2 separate regions of the Homo sapiens genome follow, and region 2 is linked to region 1. Evidence: read pairs that join two places in POLR2A ChIA-PET (ENCODE). Cell type or tissue: PC-9. All regions are shown on one strand. Links, peaks and the distances in the headings refer to the core of each region. The heading gives the core; the rest is flanking DNA.

What was found. Peaks named below come from ENCODE experiments on the same cell type or tissue, not always from the same donor. Only the 100,000 strongest peaks of a DNase experiment are listed, where the experiment ranks them.
Region 2: POLR2A ChIA-PET joins it to region 1 with 6 read pairs; 4 of 35 experiments call an interaction of 5 or more read pairs at or near these places.

What each region holds. Positions count from the first base shown.
Region 1 is chr19:12,577,252-12,580,167 of GRCh38, forward strand. ZNF490 (zinc finger protein 490) reads right to left here. Exons shown (of 5, transcript NM_020714.3): 5 at 1-2,916. Among named protein-coding and RNA genes, the nearest start is that of LINC02926, 27 kb to the left of the region's middle. RefSeq lists an enhancer at 2,673-2,916. In PC-9, for the core only: no CTCF peak of the experiment used is centred there; no DNase peak of the experiment used is centred there.
Region 2 is chr19:12,526,157-12,529,072 of GRCh38, forward strand. ZNF564 (zinc finger protein 564) reads right to left here. Exons shown (of 4, transcript NM_144976.4): 2 at 2,414-2,540; 3 at 2,148-2,208; 4 at 1-1,760. The coding sequence ends at 290. Among named protein-coding and RNA genes, the nearest start is that of ZNF564, 24 kb to the right of the region's middle. In PC-9, for the core only: no CTCF peak of the experiment used is centred there; a DNase peak (open chromatin) is centred at 1,495; H3K4me3 peaks cover 1,766 bases; H3K27me3 peaks cover 453 bases.

The DNA.
Region 1 (2,916 bases), core at 216-2,715:
GACCCACATATACTTGTCCTTCAAAAAGTGAATGTTCTCACTCCCATTCCTGTAGCAGAGATACCCCTTAGTTCCCCAATACCTATCACAAAAGATGGCTCCTTGAGCCCATTCTGACAGTGAAGGAATCTCGAACTTCCTGACCTCCCACAGTACAATAATCATCTCTCTACAAAAGCACAACATGGCAGCTCAAGAATGTGAAAGGACCTGAAATGGGTTGAGTAATAATGTTCCAACCCCTCATACTACCATAAATGTTCCTGGTGAGAGAAGCGAATGTTCCTGGTGAGAGAAGCGAAGGTGTGCATCTCCTGGCTCAGCCACCAGGTCCTCCACTGCATCTCCACAGTAGCCGTCACTTCCACTGAGGCCTCATCTGCCAGCAAACCTTGCTCCAGTCGGCCTCTGGACCCTAGTATCTTCACCGTGGTTTTGGATGCTGCCACCTGACCCATCCCTGCTGTTGGGGGAGGGTGGAGGCCAGAGGCCTAAAGAGTTCCGACCCGAGCGACACAAAGATCACTTCTGGGACCCACCCAGGGAGACTGTTGTTACGAGGGTGGATGGTGACCTGGTTTCCCTCAATGCTGCCACCTCCCTTCTAAAACACACTGACTTGCTAAGAAAAGGGGGGACTGACTCCAACAAAGGACAGACCCGACCCCTATCGTGCCTATGCAATTCAGAAAACGGAGAATTCGGAGGCTCCAGCAAGCAGTTTATTGGGAGTTGAGTTCACCTTGCCTTGTGATGTGAAGCAAGGTAGTTCCATGGCTTGTGAACCCTGACACCAGCACCTCCCATACACAACAGAGCTGGAGCGCTGCAGGGTGGGTCCTTTTCCAAGAAGAGCTAAGTGCTAGTCTTAGCGGGAGGCTAGGAAACCAGTCCTGGAGCAGGATGCATGTGACATGCACTGACGTGAGAAGGCCGGAGCATCATCAGTGCATATGCCGCTGAATATCTCAGGGTAGAATGTGCCAGAAAACAGGGAAAGCAAGTTAGGGGAGGTAAGAATTCTGAGTGTCCTACAGCTAAGACATGGCAGAGTGTGTCTGTGACTCCACTAGCAGTTTTGAGATTATTCTGACTGTGGTGGTTGGTGCAGGGCTGGTAACCGCAGGAGAGTGGATGCTGTGTGGTCAAGGGGTGTGTGTCCCATGATACAGGCTCTGCTTCTTCAGTCTCTCACCTCAGAGCCACCTGCGGTTGCCACAGAGAAATTCAGATGTGAATGTTTAAACAAGTGTCCAAAGTGTAGGTTTGAGATGGGAAATGGAGCTGGAGATGACCTCAAAACAGCCCTGGAATAATGCAATGCTGACAATGTCTGTGAATTAGGATGTGCATAGGCAGATCCCACTTGGGGAAAAACTGTAAGATGCGAACCTTTGTCTTAGAAGTACAGCATTCCCACAGTCTGACCCGAGGACACTGATGGAAACTTAAAAGGCAGATTCTGGGAGTCTTCTCACTTCTCTCCAGTCATGTGTGAGAGCTGAGGGCAGGCACTGCCCTAGAGGGTGTTTCCTAACTTCTGACTGGATGCCACAAAAGGCCTGCTGGGGCCCAAGTCCTTCTTCCCCATTCCTTTAATTCTTCCTACGAAGAATCTCGACAATGGTTGCAGATGTCATTGAAGATGTTCCCATATTGCTTACATTTAAGAAGGTGGCTCTCCAGTGTGGGTGGTTTCATGGTTTTAAAATGAACTGGAGGCCGGGCGCGGTGGCTCACGCCTATAATCCCAGCACTTTGGGAGGCCGAGGAGGGCGGATCACGAGGTCAGGAGATCAAGACTATCCTGGCTAACACGGTGAAACCCCGTCTCCACTAAAAATACAAAAAATGAGCCGGGCGTGGTGGCGGGCGCCTGTAGTCCCAGCTACTCGGGAGGCTGAGGCAGGAGAATGGCGTGAACCCAGGAGGCGGAGCTTGCAGTGAGCTGAGATCGCGCCACTGCACTCCAGCCTGGGCAAGGACTCCGTCTCAAAAAAAAAAAAAAAGAACTGGGGGCCGGGTGTGGTGGCTCACGCCTGTAATCCCAGCACTTTGGGAGGCCAAGGCAGGTGGATTACCTGAGGTCAGGAGTTCAAGACCAGCCTGGCCAACATGGTGAAACCCCGTCTCTACTAAAAATATAAAAATTAGTTGGGCGTGGTGGCATGTGCCTGTAATGCCAGCTACTAGGGGGCCTGAGGCAGGATTGCTTTGACCTGGGAGGCAGAGGTTGCGCCACTTTCACTCCAGCCTAGGCAACAGAGTAAGACTCCAGCTCAAAAAAAAAAAAAAAAAAAAGTAAAACGAACAATTTGGGAGGCCAAGGTGGGTGGATCATTTGAGGTCAAGAGTTTAAGATCAGCCTGGTCAACATGGTGAAACACTGTCTCTACTAAAAATATAAAAATTAGCTGGGCATGGTGGTGGGCACTTGTAATCCCAGCTACTTGGAAGGCTGAGGCAGAAGAATTGCTTGAACCCAGAGGTTACAGTGAGCCAGGATCACACCACTGCACTCCAGCCTGGGGCAACAGAGTGAGACACCATCTTGGGGTGCGGCGGGGAAAAAAAGGTTGGGTGCTGTGGCTCACACCTGTAATCCCAGCACTTTGGGAGGCCGAGGCAGGCAGATCACCTGAGGTCAGGAGTTTGAGACCAGCCTGACCAACATGGAGAAACCCCATCTCTACTAAAATTACAAAATTAGCCAGGCGTGGTGGCGCATGCCTGTAATCCCAGCTTCTTGGGAGGCTGCGGCAGGAGAATTGCTTGAATCCGGGAGGCGGAGGTTGCGGTGAGCCGCGATCGCACCACTGCACTCCAGCCTGGGCAACAAGAGCAAAATTACATCTCAACAAAAACAAAAACAAAAAACAAACCCCACAAAAGATGGGATGGATATAGAATTTTCTT
Region 2 (2,916 bases), core at 282-2,781, 51 kb before region 1:
CCTAATGTTTAAACTCAAACTCCAAAGTGTCATCTCAATATCACATCACTCAGATATGGATGAGACTCAATTCATGCTGAGGCAAAATTCTTCTTCAGCTCCGAACCGGTGAAAACCAAACTAGTCATGTATTTCCAAAATATGAGACAGGCACAGGATAGAGATTCCTATTCCAAAAGTGAGAAACAGGAGAAAGGGGTGAGCTCCCAAACAAGTCTGAAACCCAGAAAGCAAACTGAAGACTTTCCATATTCTTTAGATATGTAGATACTTGTAGACCTGTCCTCCACTATTCATTTTCACAGGTATTCGAAGGTTGTGTGATAAATGAAAGCTTTCCCACATTCTTTACGTAAGGTTTATCTCCATTATGAGCTCTTTCATGTCTTTGAAAGGAACTGGAATAACTGAACGTTTTTCCACATTGCTTACATTCATAGGGTTTTTCTCCGGTATGAGTTCTTTCATGTATTCTAATGGAACTGGCATAATTGAATGCTTTCCCACATTCTTTACATTCATAGGGTTTTTCTCCAGTATGAGTTCTTTCATGTGTTCGGACAGAACTAGGACAGTCAAAGGCTTTACCACATACCTGACATTTATAAGGTCCATCTCCAGTGTGCAGTATCATATGTTTTCTAATCCTTTTAAGAGAAATGAAGGCTTTCCCACATACCTGACATTCATAGGGTTTCTCTCCAGTGTGAGTTCTTTCGTGTATTTGAAATGAACTGGGACAGTCAAAGGCTCTACCACATACCTGACATTTATAAGGTCCATCTCCAGTGTGCTTTATCATGTGTCTTCGGACACTTGGGAGAGAAATGAAGGCTTTCCCGCATTCCTTACATTCATAGGGCTTCTCTCCAGTGTGAGTCCTTTCATGTGTTCGAACATTACTGGAAGAACTGAAGGTTTTACCACATTTATTACATTCATAGGGTTTCTCCCCAGTATGAGTTCTTTCATGCTTTCGAACATAACTGGGAAAAATAAAGGCTCTCCCACATACTTTACATTTATAAGGTCCATCCCCAGTGTGCCTAATCATATGACTTTGAAAATTTGTGAAAGAAATGAAGGCCTTCCCACACTGTTTACATTCATGGGGTTTCTCTCCAGTATGAGTTCTTTCATGTATTCGAAATAAACTGGGGCGGTCAAAGGCTTTTCCACATTCCTGACATTTATAAGGTCCATCTCCAGTGTGCCTAATCATGTGTCTTTGAAAACTTGGAAGAGAAATGAAAGCTTTTGCACATTCCTGACATTCATAGGGTTTCTCTCCAGTGTGAGTTCTTTCATGTATCTGAAATAAACTTGGGCGATCAAAGGCTTTCCCACATTCCTGACATTTATATGGTCCATCTCCAGTGTGCTTAATCATGTGTCTTCGAACACTTGGGAGAGAAATGAAGGCTTTCCCACATTCCGGACATGCATAGGGTTTCTCACCAGTGTGAGTTCTTTCATGTCTTCGAAAGGATTGACAAGAACTGAAGGCTTTCCCACACTGCTTACATTTATATGGTTTCTCTCCATATTCCTGATAGTCATATGGTTTGTGTCCAAGGTGAGATCTGATGTGCCTACTAAGGGATGAATGATGCATGAAGACTTTCCCACACAAACTACATTCACATGGTCTTACTATAGTAGGAATTTTCTTGTTCAGATTAAGATTGAGAATCTGACTGAAGGCTTCTCCACATTGATCATATTCTTTACTTTCACTGAGTCCCTCTTCCATATGATTTCTGGAAAAAATAGAAAGCAAGATTTAGTGGTTTGTGACTTTATATTTATTAATAGGTATTCGACTTACATTTTTACCATAATCGCGGAAAGGGTAAGTTTTCAGGCCTGTATGAATTGTTTGAAAGTGAATGGATGGAATGCTCTGCAAGAGAGCTTGACAGTAGCTATCACCAAAAAAGTGATATCCATATATACAGTTTCTTAATACTATTTCCAAGTGAATGATTTTGCAACACTGAACATCTATGCCACTTTTTCTTTTTCTGGTGAAAAAGTTGTAGGAATAAATAAATCTGAAGCTGGGCTTACTGGTTTGTTTACTTATTTTTAAAATTTCATGACATACTAAGAAGGAGACATTGCTTTATCTTGTCAGTGCAAATTACCTTAAAATTCTCCCCTGATTTTTGTACCAATCTTCAATGCTCTGGTCTTCCCATTTTTTTCCTAAAATATAGTCAGAAAAAATCCTTATGAACTGATAGACATTACAGAAAAATGACTAGATTCTAAGTTCATGATAAGGTGCAAACAACCCTGATTTATTCACCCAAGTATTCCCTTTTCCACATTAGACATCATGAAAAAGCATTAAAAAGCAAGAAATACTTCTTCTCTAACTGACTAAAAGAAGGAATGATGTCATCCTTACCTACACAGGCCAGGTTTCTAAAGGTTTCCCGCATCACATCTCTGTAGAGTTTCTTCTGGGAAGGATCCAGCAAAGCCCACTCCTCAAGTGTGAAGTTCACAGCCACATCCTCAGAGGCCACTGAGTCCTAAAACATCCCAAATATGCAATGCAGGAGGAAGAATGAGATGACAGTACAGGGATGTAAACCCAATTCATAAAAGTTCACAAATGGCTAGGTGTGGTGGCTCATGCCTGTAATCCCAGCACTTTGGGAGGCCAAGGCATACAGATCACCTGAGGTCAGGAACTTGAGGCCAGCCCGGTCAACATGGTGAAACCCCATCTCTACTACAGATATATGAATTAGCTGGGCGTGGTGGCGTATGCCTGTTAATCCCGGCTACTCAGGAGGCTGAGGCAGGGGAATCGCTTAAACAAGGGAGGCAGAGGTTACGGTGAACCAAGATCACGCCACTGCACTTCAGCCTGGCTGACAGAGAGAGACCCCATCTCAAACAAAC